Linked DNA regions of Homo sapiens: region 2 is linked to region 1. Evidence: chromatin loops called from intact Hi-C (ENCODE). Cell type or tissue: heart right ventricle. All regions are shown on one strand.

Region 1 (8,000 bases):
AATCTAGTCTAAGAAATTTTGTTTTGTGCTTGCAAAGGGAACGATTTGTGGGCTATAGTGATTTAAATAGTTAATATTTGCAGCTGTCTTATGAAGACAACAGGACTTACCACTTCCGTTTGCAAAAGGTTGTGAGAAGCCAGAGGCTGGGCAGGTCAGGGGTTCAGGGGCAAAGTCTGAATTGGTGGCAAAGTCAGAATCTGAGCCCCCAGTCCAGCAGCTCCGAAACACCCAGTCTATGGAGGCACCAGGTTCTTTCTGTCCAGAACCTTGATTGCAACACAATTACAGAAGCATTAAGTGCTGATGCCTCAGTCTTTACATGGACACTAACACTTACACCCATGCCATACAACTCTGTTCTTTGAAATATACTAACAGAAATTCAGGAGCGAGATACAAATGATATGCAATTCTGTCATTCCTAAAGAGCATGATCAGGAATGCAGTTCCAGACATAGGCATCCTTAAGCCACACAAGGCATTAGAAGGGCTTCAAACAAGAGTTAAAGGGTCCACTTAACAGGCTCGAGTGTATGACTTTTCCTCAGCTGGCAGAGTAAATTTCAACTTGCGCTTAATGCGTTTTTGATTTGTTTAACAGCTGTGAACATATCCAAGCTCATCTTAGCTATTTCCATTACTGATGGGGATGATTTCAATGCCATATTCTCTTTAATGGTGTATACAGTTTCTCAGATTTATGGCAAAGCAACCATATAAAGCAAATAGTAACAATTCCTCTGGGAGGGGCAGGTGGTATCAGGCAGGACTCCAGTTGCATGGAAGCAGGTCATTAACCTGTCATCGCAGGTGGATGAGTGCATTTACCATATATCAGGCTCTCCCCACCTCCCTGGTGATGTTCACCAACATTAGCCAAGAGGAGAAAATCCTGGGCTTGGCTGCCTAGTAGGTGTTTTTTCCAAGTGTCTGAATTATTTGTGGACGTCCTTGCAGGAGAGCTTGGGGCACCTTGACGTTGGTGGTGGAAGTGTCAGTCTCTAAGATACACAGATCTTTCCAAATCACTGCAAGCCTGTCTTCTATGCATAAAAGCAGGTAACCTAGCATTGCAGAGGTTAAATAGGTGCTAGCAATAGAGAGAATTGGGGAATGGGATGACTGAAGACCCAGATGTAACATCCACTTCTGATCCGTAGCCATAATAGACGCTTCCACCATCACCATTGATGGTCGGCCAAAGCAAGAACCTCAAAGAACACTCCTTAGAGAGAAGAATTTCCAAATCCGCATTTAGGGACAGCCATTCTCCACTATGTCTTTATACACGCCATCTGGCAGAATGTGCTCCTTCTCCAGCTCCTATGGAAGCAGATCTTTCTGGAAGTGTCACATTCCACTTGTTTCCTGCAGAGCCCCACCTGAGTACTTCAAACTCAGCAGGTCCAAAGCCAAATTTATTATCTTCTCTCTCCTCCCTTGACCTTCCATGGTCCCATCAAGTCTGTGGCATCGTCATCCACTCAGTCACATAGGCTACACATCTTGAAGTCTTCTGTCTTCTTCCTGGAATTTTTTAATTTTTTTTTTTTTTTTTTTTTGAGACGGATTCTCGCTCTGGCACCCAGGCTGGAGTGTAATGGCATGATCTCGGCTCACTGCGACCTCCACCTCCCAAGTTCAAGAGATTCTCCTGCCTCAGCCTCCTGAGCAGCTGGGATTATAGGCACCCACCACCATACCCAGCTAATTTTTGTATTTTTAGTAGAGACCGTGTTTCACCATGTTGGTCAGGCTGGTCTGGAATTCCTGACCTCAGGTGATCCATCCGCCTCGGCCTCCCAACCTAGAATTTTTATGTGCATTAATTCTCTGCTGCTGCTTCCAAAATCTCCCTCTGTACTGCCCTCTCCTCCTTATTACCTGAACTCAGGCCCTCACCAGTCAGTCGACCTATTGAAGCAGCCTCCAAGGGTGGGGTGGGGCTCATCACCAGGGTCCCAGCCACAGAGGATCCCAGCACCCTCACTACCCTGAGTTCCCACTTCTTAGCTGGCCAAGAAGTGCAGTAACAAAACACCAATCATTTGTTTTCTCTAAGAGAGGAGGCAGATTCTCTATATAGGTGAATTCCGTCTCTTTACCTTGCTTTTCATCCTGGGAAGAATCCTCTATTTATAACCTGACATCTGCCTAGGGATGCTCACAGGCAGTTTTCTCCAAAGGAGTGGTAAGAGAATCATCTTCATCAAAAGCCCAGAACTTGAAATAGGCTTGAGTCCATAAAAGAACTTCTGTCCAGCTGGGTACCTTTCCAGTGTGTTTCTAAACAGAAGCACGGTTGGGCTCTGAGCAGCCTCCCCACTCCAGCCATGGCACCTGCATATCTTGACGCAGCCTGACTCCCAGATTCCTCAAATCCTTTCTCCTTTGGTGTAAATGTCTATATATTACATCTACATACCACATGTCTAGGTAGCCTTCGTTGGCAAAGCAGAATCGAGCCACCTGATAAAAGAGGGCCATGGTAGGCTGGGCATGGTGGTTCATGCCTGTACTTTCGGAGGGCAAGGTGGGTGGATCATCTGAAGTTAGGAGGTTGAGACCAGCCCGGCCAACATGGTGAAACCCCATCTCTACTAAAAATACAAAAATTAGCTAGGAATGATGGTGCATGCCTGTAATCCCAGCTACTTGGGAGGCTGAGGCAGGAGAATCACTTGAACCAGGGAGGCAGAGATCACAGTGAGCAGAGATTGTGCCACTGCACTCCAGCCTAGGCAACAGAGCAAGACCCCATCTCACAAAAAAAAAAAAAAAGAAACAGAGGGTCATGGAAAAGATAACTAACTACCTGAAGGTACATTTTAGAAAGTCAGAGAATGGAGGTACTAACACTGCATGGCTGAGTAACCCAGGTTGGGCTATTATTTGGGATTTATATATTCTTCTGATATAATACATATGCAAAACACCAGGCAGAATCATCACCTCCATTCAACAGATTAGGAAAATATAAGACCCAAATATATTAAATAACATGAATTGGAACTCAGAACCCCTCTCCATCCACGAAGCCAGATAGCATCTCCTCTATAAGCATTTCCTCTGCAGAGGCCCTGAGGCAAGTATCAGGCTGCAGGAGGTTTTGGGGACAGTGGAAGGGAGGACTCAGATCCTGCCTTCATTGACCCATCATTCAGCCTAAGAGGGGCCTGGTCCATCCAGTTTTTCAACCAGCAAATCACCAGGAATGATCCCAGGTGGCTTCAGGGTCTTAATAATTACCCAAAAAGGATAAAGACTGGAGAGGCGGGAACTATCCATTATTCAGCACCTGTCCATTGCTAAGGCTGATTGTTAATCTTTGCAGCAACCCTGGAAGCAGGTCTGATTATTCCGAATTAAAAAGAAGGAGATGGGGGCCCAGGATGGTCCATAAATTCTTCCCCAGCATGGCTAATAAGTTACGAAGGCGAGATGAGGTCTCATCTGTTCGGTCAGGTCTGACTCCAATCCTTGTGTCTGTCCTCCCCTACTGCATGCTGTCTGTCTCCACAGGGGAAAAGTAACATCCTCCTCCAATGTGGCATTTCCAAGAGATCCTGTGTATCCCTTCAGTGTGGCAGCCTGCCAAGACCTGTGGCCAGAGGTCTCCACTGTTCCCTGTATAGGCAGGGCCAGGAGCAGCGAAGTCAAATGCGGCGACCCCAGCCCTCTTTGTGACCCACGCTTGGCCATGTTTGCAGAACCAGCATCCTCCTGCAAAGATGGTGTTCAGGACAAGTGCACACCACCATGAGTGACAGAGCCACCGCCAGGCCTGCCAGCCTGGTTCCAGCACTACCCAACCCAGAGCTCCCCTGGCAGAGTGCCCCTGCACAGGGACAATCACAGTCACAGGTCTTGGCAGGCTGCCACTCTGAAGGGATACACTGGATATCTTGGAAATACCACACTGGAGGAGGAAGAGCCATCTCAAATGGTAAAGCAAGAATTTTCAGGACCTCAGACATCTGCTGTTGGTCTCACTTGAGAAGGTCTTGCCATTTTCTGCATTATCTGACACTGTGGAGACCCGCCGGAAGGTATTCTTTGAACTGTGCTTTTCTGTCTCCTAGAAAGAAAACTTCAGGGTCCACTTGCACCTGGTCATCACCCTGAGCTGTGTCACTCCCGAGACTTACAAGCCCAAATCCACCATCATCCCAGCTGTAGCATGCAGCAGCCTGCTCACTGCTCCTCCTGGGCTGTTTCTGCATCATCATCCATGCCTTCATTTATGGGCTCACAGATGTCCCTTGGCATAAGCACTGCTCTAGGAGCCAAGGACAGAGCAGCGAACAAAACTGATAAACCCTGTTCTCAGGCAATTTCGCGTCCATTTCCTCCAGCTTCTGAGATCCTATCAGCCCTGCCTGTCCTATTTTTTGGCCAATTCAGTGCAAATCCATTGTGCACCCTTCCAACTACTTCCTGACCCTGGACCACACCTCCCTTTGCTGCTCACACTTTCTCTCTCTCTCCCTTTCTCTCACACACACACCCACCCGCAGGGTTGGACTGGTCCTGCCACACACACACACACACCTTTTATTTCTACCCCCGAGCTTCTGAGTGTGTTCAGGAAAATGTTCATGCAACTTCAGGTTGGTTCATGGTTATTGTGATGAACCCCACACAGATCATCATATCTCTAGCCAGTTCTGCCAGGGGTGCCTGCTCAGGGTCTCTGTTCCCCACTGTGGTTTTACCTCTTGCTTCAGGTCCCAGATACTCAAGGCTTTTGCTCTAAGAAGATGTTGCTGCTTATGTTTCTGCAGAGAAAATAAAAGCCAGCACCAGGGAGCTCCTAGTCCTACTTCTTTATCCACAAACTTAATTGTATCTTTAATTGTGTTTTTGTGGCTTCTCAGTCCACTCACTGCACACACGCAAATGCATGAGCGTCTCAGAGGAAGACCCTTAGCCCATCATCCAGCACGCACTGATCCACGTGTACCTCAATCCCAGTCCCTTCTGTCACCTCACAGAGCTTCTCCCTCGAGCCTTTCCTCTCTTTTTCTCTATCTTCTCCTCCATGGATTCCTCCCCTTTGTGACCACGTCCCAATCTAACTGAAGAAAACGTCCTCTGTGATGCACAGCCTCCTCCAGCCAGTGCCCTCTGCTACCCCTTCTGCTCTGCTCACAGCAACCGCCGAGAGATGGGTCTGCACTTGCTGTCACCCCCTCCCCACAGGCCTCTCGTTCCTCATTCTGTGGTCGTCCAGCTTCTGGTGCCATCGTACCCCCTGGTCACTGGAGGTCTCTCGCCCCTAGCTCCACAGGCGTGCTTCTGCCCTGCTCCCATGTGGCTTCTGTGGCTCTGGGCTCATTCGAACATGCTCCCTTTCAGTTCCCCCGGCTCTGTGGCACTACACTCTCCTGGGCCACCTCCTCTTTGTCCCCTCTGTCCCTGGCTCGGGGCAGGTTCCCTGCTCTGCTCTGCTGTCCCTTGAGCCCTGGTGTCCACGAGGTCGTGTCTTGCTTGTCTTCTCTCCCTGCACCTTCCCCTGGTGTGATTTCACCCCCATCCACAGCTGCCACTGCAGTCTCTTTGCTGGAGACTCTCCGTCCTCTGCCCCAGTCCTGACCTCTCTCCCGAGCTCCAGGCCATCTCCACTGACTGGCATTTCCTCACAGATGCAGCTGGAATCTAATGATGTCGTCGTCTTTCTGCATCCAAATGTGCTCCCCTTTCGTTGTCACCTCCTTGTCTTTGTGATGGGCACCATCACCCCTGCAGCCCCCAAAACCAGAGACTTGGGAGTCAACCTTGACCTCACCGCTCCCTCCCGCTTGCCTCCTCCTGTTCCCTCAGTCACTACTCGCTGTTATTCCTGCATCTTAAACAGCTCCCTATCCATCTCTTACTCTCCATACACAGCCTAATAGTAATTAGGGCTTCCATAAACCTCTCCTGGACTCAAGATCTCCTTGTTCATCTCTGCGTCTGGCCTTGACCCCTTCCAAACTCCCCTATATGAAGACACTGAGCATCTTTCTAGAATTCTCATCTGATCCTTGCTCATAATTTTTTTCCAGCTTCCCATTATCCTCAGAAAAGGACATCTTTAGCGTGACTTGCATGATGTGACTTCTGCTTAACTGTCCAGCCTCACCTCTTCCCACTCCCCTCACCACACAACACACACACACACACACACACACACACACACACATTATAAGCAGCCAGCAGCGGTCAATATATGACCAAGAGCACCTTGAACTGCAAACCATTGTTTAGTGCTATAAGGCTTGGGAACAATGTCTCTCTGATATTGTTCACCAGGCAAGCTTTAGAAATAGGTCAAGAAAAAAATATAAGGAAAATATACACAACCCAAGGAAGTCTGCGTCATGTGTGTGTGTGTGTGTGTGTGTGTGTGTGTGGTCTTTTCATAGGCACAACTTTGTGCTCAGAATGAAGCCTACATGTCTGGATTATTCTTTAATTACATTTTCTTCTACCAAGTGTCCTGTAGTTCTGATCATCTCAACTCCTTGTAAGAAAATAAACAGAGATTAGATTTGCCTCTTCAGAATTTGAGTTTCACAGACAATAAACTGAAGCAAGCAGCAAAAAAATAAGAGAGGAGAAGTCCGATCGGGGAGGAAGGATTTTACAGCCAAGTCCACAGGCCGGATTCTTGGTATCTTCCCTGGCTGATGGAGACAGCAGCTGCTACTTCCTGTCACTCGCAATAACAATGATGGCATGGATCTAAAATGAGGTTCCTGCTAACCAGAACTTGCTATATTTCAGCTAGGTGTCCCAGTTAAGATTTTAGAGGCATTGAGATTCTAAGCATCAGAGGCTTGGCTGCAGAAACTCACAGCTTATTGCTTTCATTATCATGGCTCTTATTTGCCACCAAGAGTAGGCATTTTAAATGTGACATTTGTGTTCATTACAAAATGAAATCACTGGTCCATTTAATTAACACTTGCTGTAAATATTCAGTGATTCCCAAGTGCCCAGGGCTGGATGGGGAAGGGAAAGGGAGAGCAGGGAGAATGGAGGAGGAGACCTGGCTGATGTCATCTGGCTGGGCCCTTGCCATCTGACTAGGCAGTGTTCAGTCTATTGCAACCAGAGGCTTTCACTTGTCAAAGAAGGGGACGGGACTCCCCGAGGCTTTAGAGGCTGTTTAATATTTAATAAGCTCAAACACATAAACACAGAGCACCTATTTCGTTCTCCTTCAGACTCTCTGATAAAATATTCTCGGGTCGGGATCATCTGAGCTAGTTTGGGTGGGCTGTTGCTTGTGGAGTCAGGAAACCTCTTAGCAAGGTCTGCGCTCCATCTAGAGTGTTCCTTTAGACTCAAATAGATGCCCTAAGATTCAGTCCTGCTAAGTGTGCCCCCAAAACCCGTTTAAAATGTAGGTCTGATTATGATTCAGCTGTGGTGAGGCCAGCAGATGAGGAGAGGACAGACATTGAAAAGATTGTCACTCAGTTCCTGGGAGAAGGGGCCACACCATGCCACGCAGGGCCATGTGGGAGGCATTGGGGAGCCGGGAAACAATTGGGCAAGAGCATTTTTTGTGGTTTCTTTGGGGAGGAACGGGCAAGGCTGGGAGAGCAGGCTTGGGATTGGCTAGTTTAAATAATTTCAGCGGGCTCTGCAGCATGGGGGCTGCCCCCTAGTTGTCTGGTACGTGTCCCTAGGGTGGTGAGGGCAGGGAAATAGTGGCCCTGGGTGTGAGAGCCGAGAGGTGGTGGGAGGGGTGGACCCTGGATCCATGGTGACATGTGGAAGTCTTGGGGTCTGGAAATTGGCTAACCCTGGCACCAGCAGTCCCTCCAGGCCCAGCAAGGTCACAGACATCCAAGCATCATAAAGCCATGGTCAATACACAGCCAGACTCGGAACTGTCCATGCAGACCCTCTGAATCCGAGACATAGCCTTCATTTATTTCCCTGGTTACCCAGAGACCTGGAATGTTCTTTGTGAACCCTGGAAGCACTCCCTGCTCCATGCTGGT
Region 2 (8,000 bases), 380 kb before region 1:
CTCAAGTGATCTGCCTGCCTCGGCCTCCCAAAACGCTGGGATTACAGGCGTGAGCCACCGCGCCCGGCCCATTCTGAGGTTTTTAAAAAGGCAAACACATGTAAAAACAATTTGAAAGAATGTTAATCGCTATATAATTTTTGTATCGCAAGAACTTGTAGAATGTTTTCTCTTACCTAGACATGAATAAATTTAAGCACTTAATATTAAATCACAATTTTTATTGAGCACTTTAGTACATAGCAGGTGAAAATTTTCTCTGTGCTAGGTTCGGATATTTATATTATAAATGAAAGCAAATATGTGTGGCTGAGGAGGGTTGAGGCAGAGAGAAAAAGGGGGAAGGAGATTTGTCATGTTAGTTACATAACTCCTTCAGTGTTACCCAAGATATCTGGAACTGATCCAGGAAGAAGACCTTTTCTATCCATTATCATCCCAAAGCCTACAATTTGATGAAGATGTTTCTAAATAGTAAAGAGTGGTGAGCAGGTCACAGAGGGTAAAGCCTTCACGGTGCTTAGGTCACAATCTTCTCACCTTAATAAATCATCAACTCTTTATGAAGCAGGCAGTGCAATCCCAGATAATAAAACCTAATTGTTTGGCTAGCTATGATCCCCAGAGACTCTAAGGGGCCTAAATAAATTAACCTCAAAAATGGCAAAGATGTGGGGAAGAAAGGGTCAGTGTTTAAGCCCAAGAGATGGAAAACCTGAGCCTCCAACCATGGCCTACCCAACAGCCTTTGTGACGTTTACAAGTGCTCCTAGTCTAGAGAAGTTTATTATAAAGTTATTATTTCCCTCTCTTTTTTGACATCAAAATATGAAAGAAGGGTGGCTCAAAGGGCAAGGGCATTTGCTAAGAGAGGTTCCTTGGTGTGGGGAGTTTTCCTCTATAGGTGAGAAGTCCACCTACCACAAAGTAGAAATTCCTTAAGTCAGATTTCAGAGAAAACTCCCTTTCTCTTGTGGTGTAAACTTAATTAATATTTCACCAGTGTCTACATATTTGATATTTATTGACTTTTTTTTTTCTAAGTTTGGGTTAACCCCAGATGGTAAATTGCAAGCAGAGAGTGCCCTAATCCAAAGAAATCTGTGAGGCAAAAATGCAAATCGTTCTTGCTTCTGGATACTTTGGTAACATTGATCAATGTCAAGGGTGTTAGGGTGCCTAATGATCTGACAATTATTCTTCACGGACATTTATTGCCCAGGTTAAAATATTTTCTAATCCCCACCACCCTCTCTCTCTTCCTGCCCCCTTCACCCTGCAACAATTCAACCACTTCACACAAGACATAAAAGGTGCAGTCATCAGTATTTAAAGGACTTGGAAATCATAAGTGATAAATGGACTAATGTGCTCCATTTTGTAAATGTTTATCTTTGATAAACACAAGACTTTGTGCTTTTAAGTGTCTAACACAGAACCTGGCTTGAAGTGGATGTTCAATGAATATTGGTTTCCTGAATACATAAGTGAACGAGGTACTCAATGTAATAGCCTAATAGTCTAAAATAAAATACTTTCAAATGCTTACTTTGCAACCCCTGACTAATAAAGAACAGAAATTTAAAATGTACTTTTAAGTCTTTGTATGTCTTATGTTGGTGGGGATTATTTTTAATGAAGTAACACAAGGTGGAAATAGTACACCAGCAGTGGCTTCATTGAACTGAATGCTGTGTGGGTGAATTACTTAGCTGAAGCTTCTGCAGTATAGCAGTAAGAATAGTACTTCCCTCGTAGGGCAGGGGGTAAGGGAATTGTGTGAACTACTGCATGAAATCACTTAGCCCAGTGCCTGCCACCAGGTAAGCATTCAACAGCTATTGCCATTCTCATCTTTACCATCAACAGCAGCATCATCTCAGGAGCTAATTGATAGGTTCCAAGTCCTATTGATTCCAGAGGTTTCGTCAAGGACCTCTCAGACCATTATAAAAATATGGTGAACAACCCCAGGCTCCAGGGGCTAAATGGCTGGTGTGTAAACAACCAGAAAAGTTCTACCCTCCCTAAGTGGTGCACTTATACAGAATATTCCAAATTCCTTCCGAAAGTCCTTTCCTTTGACTCAGGAAAGCTATTCTGGTTCCAAAATCTATGGTTGGAGTTTTTCAGAAAACAACCGGCCTTAAACATGCAATCAGTCGAATTTTGTTTAACCTTGGCATAGTCCCCCCTCTGTTCTATCTACTTTAAACAAACCTTTAGGGAGATTGAGAGCCAGAGAGAGTACAGAGGGCCAGGAGGCAGCGGGGCAGGTAATCAATTGTACCAGAGATATATTTTTTTTAATATCAAGGATAAAACTCTTGAGAAGGGGACATGATTGGGGCCAGGCACAGTGGCTGACACCTATAATCCCAGCACTTTGGGAGGCCAAGGTTGGTGGATAATTTGTGGCCAGGTGTTCAAGACCAGCCCCGCCAACATAGCGAAACCCCATCTCTACTGAAAATACAAAAAAAATTAGCTGGGCATGGTGGAGGCTGAGGCACGGGAATCACTTGAATCCAGGAGGTAGAGATTGCAGTGAGCCAAGATCATGCCACTGCACTCCAGCCCGGGCAACAGAGCGATACTTTGTCTCAAAAAAAACAAAAACAAAAACAAACAAAAAGAAGGGTACATGATTGGAAATTCTGATGAGAGGGGTTTCTGAGTTTAGAAAGGGCACAAACAGTGCAAACCTGTTCATGAACCTTTACATGTCATGAACAGGGCAGAATGCTTCAGGAAAGAATTGTCGAAAGTAAAAAAGCAAATAATGGATGCAGCTTATTCTAGTTATTGAAGAATCCAAAGGGATGGAAGCTAAATGTAGCACATGGCATGGGCGATGTCTCAACAGTGAGTGGGATAACAAGTCGTTTTAATGGTTCAGGGCCAATAACCGGGGAGGATGAGGAACGGCATCTCTGTTTTGAGTAAACAAGAGTGATTTCCTTCCCTGACACTGAAAAATGAAACCTTTGGGGAGATAGAGGAAGGGTCTGGGGAAGAGGACAGAGAATAGAATTAAAGATGGAAGTAAGTCTGGGTGCAGTGGCTCATGCCTGTAATCCCATCACTTTGGGAGGCCGAGGGGGTGGATCGTGAGGTCAGGAGATTGAGACCATCCTGGCCAACATGGTGAAACGCCATCTCTACTAAAAATACAAAAATTAGCTGGGAGTGGTGGTGCGTGCCTATAATCCCAGCTACTCGGGAGGCTGAGGCAGAAGAATCACATGAACCTGGGAGGCGGAGATAGCAGTGAGCTGAGATTGCGCCATTGCACTCCAGCCTGGCCAACAGAGGGAGACTCCGTCTCAAAAAAAAAAAAAAAAAAAAAAAAAAGATGGAGGTGAAGGAATGAGATTCTCGTGGAGACATTTTGGTTTTTTATTTCCTAGGAGAAAGTTGATCATGGGTGTACAGTTAGGAGAAGTGTCACAAAGAGACTGGCACTAAACTGGAAATGGAAGTCACATCAGAAGGTTTGCAATCCCACAGAGAAACCCAAAAACATGGGGAGAGGTTGGTATGAATAATGCAATGATAGATGGAAGGGCTTGATGAGTTGGTTGAGTTTTGTATCAAACCTGCTATGAAATATAGGGCCTTGGAACAAGGACTTTGTCTACCCTATTCTCCACTGTATCATCAGAACAAGAACAGCTTCCAGCACATACTAGGTGCCTTACAACTATTTGTTGAATGACTACATGAATAGAAGAAAATATTAGGGATCCCTAAACACTACAATACAAAATAAGAAGTATTGTTTAAGTCAATACCCAAGAAATAAGGTCCAGAGTCCCCCAGAAATGGCAATAATCTTTTATATAAGGACAGCGAGTTGCACTCAATATGTTGGGTCTACAGATTTGTCAGGATGCTAAGACTCTGGTCAAAGGATGTACATGTCTGGTTAAGTGAGAATGAGGTTGCAGCCTGCAACTAAGGTGACGCAGAGAAAGAGTTAAGAATAGAAAATTGGACCCTGAGCAGCGGCTCACATCTGTAATCCCAACACTTTGAGAGGCTGAGGCGGAAGGATCTCTTGAGGCCAGGAGTTTGAGACCAGCCTGGGAAACATAGCAAGACCCTGTCTCCATAAAAAAATTAAAAATTAGTTGGGCATGGTGGTGCATGCCTACAGTCACAGATATTCAGGAGGCTGAGGCAGGAGGATCTCTTGAACCCAGTAGTTCAAGGCTGCAGTGAGCCATCATCATTGCACCACTGTACTGCAGCCTGAGCAACAGACAGACACCCTGTAAAAAAAAAAAAAAAAAAAAGGAAGCAAACTGGAGACTACGAAGGAGGTGATCAAGAGGTGATAGAGTTGGTGTAGATACTGAAGTTCTATTGGAATGCTGATGTGTGAACGGGAGGAGAAGAAGGATGTTAATTAGGGGTGAAAAGCATCAATGAAGGAAGAGGCAGGGGCCTGGGACCAGCCTGTGATTCCATCTGGAGGACAGAGTGGCTCGCCCTATCTTGGGGATGTCTTGTGAGTACAAGAATCACAGATGGAAAGAAGGGCAAGGGACAGGGGCATCTTCCTTAAATCACATTGATAGGTTCATGTATGGTGCACATGTGTCACATATATGATGCAAAAGGGGTCCTGGCCCCTTGGTGATGGCATAGATGTGTGTAGCCACATTTAAGGAGTCACCAGTTGAAGTAGAGATGTTGAATTATTCTCACAGAGAAAATTCCTCAAGCATAAAGAAGTTCAGAAAAATCTCATCTTTTCAACTGCATTATGCTCTGACCTAGGTCTTTGCCATTTTTCTTTCATTGTGTATTTTTTTCCAAGTGACCAGCAATGCTGAATGAAACAGTCAATCCTGATTTATTTGGACTCCTGGACAGTGTGCCCGTACGCGCGCGTCCACACACACACACACACACACACACACACACACACACACAGACACACACACACTTTTTTTTTTAATACTCAACTATTCAGGATCAGAGTCCATAAATCTGTTTTTGAAACTTTCTCTAAAAAGAGGCTACAGTTATGTGCCTCTAAACATCTGGCCAAACTGCAGAAGAACCCAGTTAACTATCCAGGTGTGAAATTCACAGTGGGCTGAACATGGGTATTTAGAAGTACTCCACGCAGTGGGATTTCTTTTTCAGCTTTCTGTACACAGACCAGAAAAGCAGCTCAGTAATGGTGTCAACTAGATCCATTCCTGTGGGAGTCCCACTTCTTAAGAGAGGAAGGAATGATGAACGAATGAATGAATGAATGAATGAATGAATGAACGAACAAACGCAACAGTGCTCTCAGCTCTGGAGAGAACAAGCTACAGAGCCCAAAGCGGCTGGATGCTCCGGCTCAGCCCCCCTCGCCTCCTGCCCTGGATGAGCTGCCCTGTGGGTTGTTACAGATCACTGTTCTTGGTTCAAATGCGTTACCTAAGACAGAGATCATTTGTCAAGTGAGCAGGGTACACAGAGAGCTGTAGGCAGATTATGGAAAGAGAGAGGGAGGAGAGAGAGGGAGGAGAGAGAGCGCGGGAGAGGGAGAAAGAGAGAGGGGACCAGGGCGAGGAGAGGAGCAGGCTTCTCCAGGAACGGCGCTTTGCAGGCGCTGGGGATTCAAGTTAGACCGGGTGGCGGTGCAGAGGCGCCACCCGGGAGAGGGGAGCCACCACGGCTCCCGACATGGCTCTTTTCATGTGGGATGCTTAAGCACGGCACACAGAGAGAGTAACTTGCAGGAGACAGAAACTGGCATGAGGATTCTGCCACCATGGAAGGGCTCCTGTCTCCGATGAGGACGAAGGTAAGGGGAGTGGATCTGGATTTCTTTTCCTTCTGCTTGGAGGGACAGAAAAGGCTCTGTGCATGGGAGGAGGCTCACGGAGCTTTTGTCTCATTTCAGAACTAGGCTGGCGATTGCAACTGGATCTCTCAAAGAATAGGCTTGCCTGCACGGCAGCGCGATCTGAGGGGAAGGGGAGAGCAGAGAGGGGAGCGAGCCATCTGTCAGCGTGGACAATGGGAACCTCAGTAAATGAGTTCGCCTCTCGGTTGATTAGACAGCCATATTTTAGCAGGATTTCCAGTCACTCTTGCTTTGGGGCCGTGCAGCCCTCGGAGCTGTTCGTTTGCAGGAAGTACCAATTTCTCAGATCGTATTGCTGTTTAGCAGGAGGAGTAACACGTTTAAGGCAAAGAGTGTGCCCAGCTCCCACTTGAAATAGCCTCTTTCCTCTTCCTCTTCCTCCTCCTCTTCTTCAGAGCAGGAGGACCAGGGAATCCTCTCTGTAGAAAGTAGGTTAATGCATTCTGGAGGCCAGTGTGTTCTCGGAAAAATAGCAGACCTGCAGAAAAGATTTCAGAGCACTGCTCTAGCCTGACATCTTGAACTTGGTCCTGTAACATTTAGAAATGCTCACGGGGAACTGGTTTTGGTCTCCTGAAGACTCTAAGCGCTTGTTCTTCTTGGCTGGAGTTTGCTTTTTCACTTTCAAGAGACGCTTTGAACGTGGGGTTTTCCATTATAAGCTCAGACGATGAAGGTGTTATTTGATATCTGCTATATTTACCTATAACTCTAAATGGATAGATCCAAAGTTTTCAATAATGCTAGAAATATTACTTTTCTTAACCAGAAATTTCAAAACAAATCAAGGGGCAAATAGATCTCTAAACACACAGCAGAGTTAAAGTCAATAGGACAAAGCTTTGATTTACCTCATCTCTTTGATGCCCTGTGTAATGATTTGGACACAAATAGACTCTTGTCATTGAACATTTTTTTTTCCTGCTGGTTAATGAGCCTGACCATGATATTTTCAGAGAATGTTAGAAGTAGGTCTTGTGCAGGAAGACACCCCATCCTTTGCGAGAATTTCCCATCTCTGTTATGTTCACCCATGTCTGAGAGTCATTCATTAGAAGGATAGCCTCAAGTGAGAGTTTGTTACAAAGGCTCTAACTCCAGCCCTTCTGCGGGCTGGCAGATCTTTGAGATCCCCTTGGTGACCCACTTGTTCTCACTGGGCATGTAGCTGGAATCCTGTTGCTTACAGGCAGTACACTTCAATCCAAGGTGCTGTTTCATGATCCCCTACCACAGCAAAGAAAATGGCAAATGACACTGGCATCCTAGCTCACTTGATTGACAGGATGAGGTTTGAATGCTTTGGGGAATGGCATCGTAATCTGTTCATTTGACCAGGTTTTCAAATTGCAAACTATCGCAGTATTGTGCAGTCTCTGGCGCCTAACAGATCTGTGGATCCGAGCTCCTAACCTCACGCGAGTACAACTCTCGTAGACTTCGAAGGGAGTTTCCTATGCAAATAATCAGGACCCAGGCTCTGCGTAAATCACACCATGAGCCGATTAAAATGGCATGCTATAGTCGGGGGAGAAATGGATGTCAGTGAGTCAGGCTGCTCACATATTATATTTATCAGTATCACTCACATCATGGCTTGTTCCTTGATCATCATATTGTCTAATAAACATGGAAACTGTGGGGTTCGGGTCCTACCAAAGTTTAAACATAAAATCTCTACATAGCAAATAGATTCTCATTCAAACCCTTCAGTTTTTAGGTTTCAAGGGATTTGTGTATGTGTATGTGTTTAAATTGCTTCTGTGAATTCTTTTTTAGTCTTTTTATTTCTAATGCTGGAAATGGATATTTCCATATTGAAAATTCAAACTGCATTTGAATTCAGTGACCTACAATATCATCATGACTGAGGGAACAAGACCTGACTGGGCAAGAGGAGAATCCCATTGGCAAGGCTTGGTTTTAAATCCTAAGTTGCCCTGTCCAAATGTTGTTGAAATTACCCAGCGATATTTTTAATTTATCCGAAGAGAAGACATATCCGTGACAAGGTGGTTGCCATACTTAAACTTTGATCACATTATGCCTCCTTAAGTCTGTTCTGAAATATTTTCTCCCTTTGGTGAGGATTTAGCTTGAAGTTTCTGATTTCCTGGTATGATGATAG

Evidence for each region. A loop is a pair of places that touch in the nucleus more often than their neighbours do. Peaks named below come from ENCODE experiments on the same cell type or tissue, not always from the same donor. Only the 100,000 strongest peaks of a DNase experiment are listed, where the experiment ranks them.
Region 2: a loop joins it to region 1, with 2.6 times the contacts of the local background. A loop is called at or near these places in 20 of 110 quality-filtered maps.

Annotation. Positions count from the first base shown.
Region 1 is chr10:13,787,957-13,795,956 of GRCh38, reverse strand. All of the region lies in intron 5 of FRMD4A (FERM domain containing 4A), which reads left to right. Among named protein-coding and RNA genes, the nearest start is that of FRMD4A-AS2, 200 kb to the left of the region's middle. RefSeq lists an enhancer at 7,058-7,648. In heart right ventricle, no CTCF peak of the experiment used is centred here; DNase peaks (open chromatin) are centred at 3,836, 6,662, 7,056 and 7,946; H3K27ac peaks cover 2,846 bases.
Region 2 is chr10:14,171,821-14,179,820 of GRCh38, reverse strand. All of the region lies in intron 2 of FRMD4A (FERM domain containing 4A), which reads left to right. Among named protein-coding and RNA genes, the nearest start is that of FRMD4A-AS3, 100 kb to the right of the region's middle. RefSeq lists a silencer at 2,353-2,514 and an enhancer at 3,874-4,373. In heart right ventricle, no CTCF peak of the experiment used is centred here; no DNase peak of the experiment used is centred here; H3K4me3 peaks cover 1,392 bases; H3K27me3 peaks cover 6,628 bases.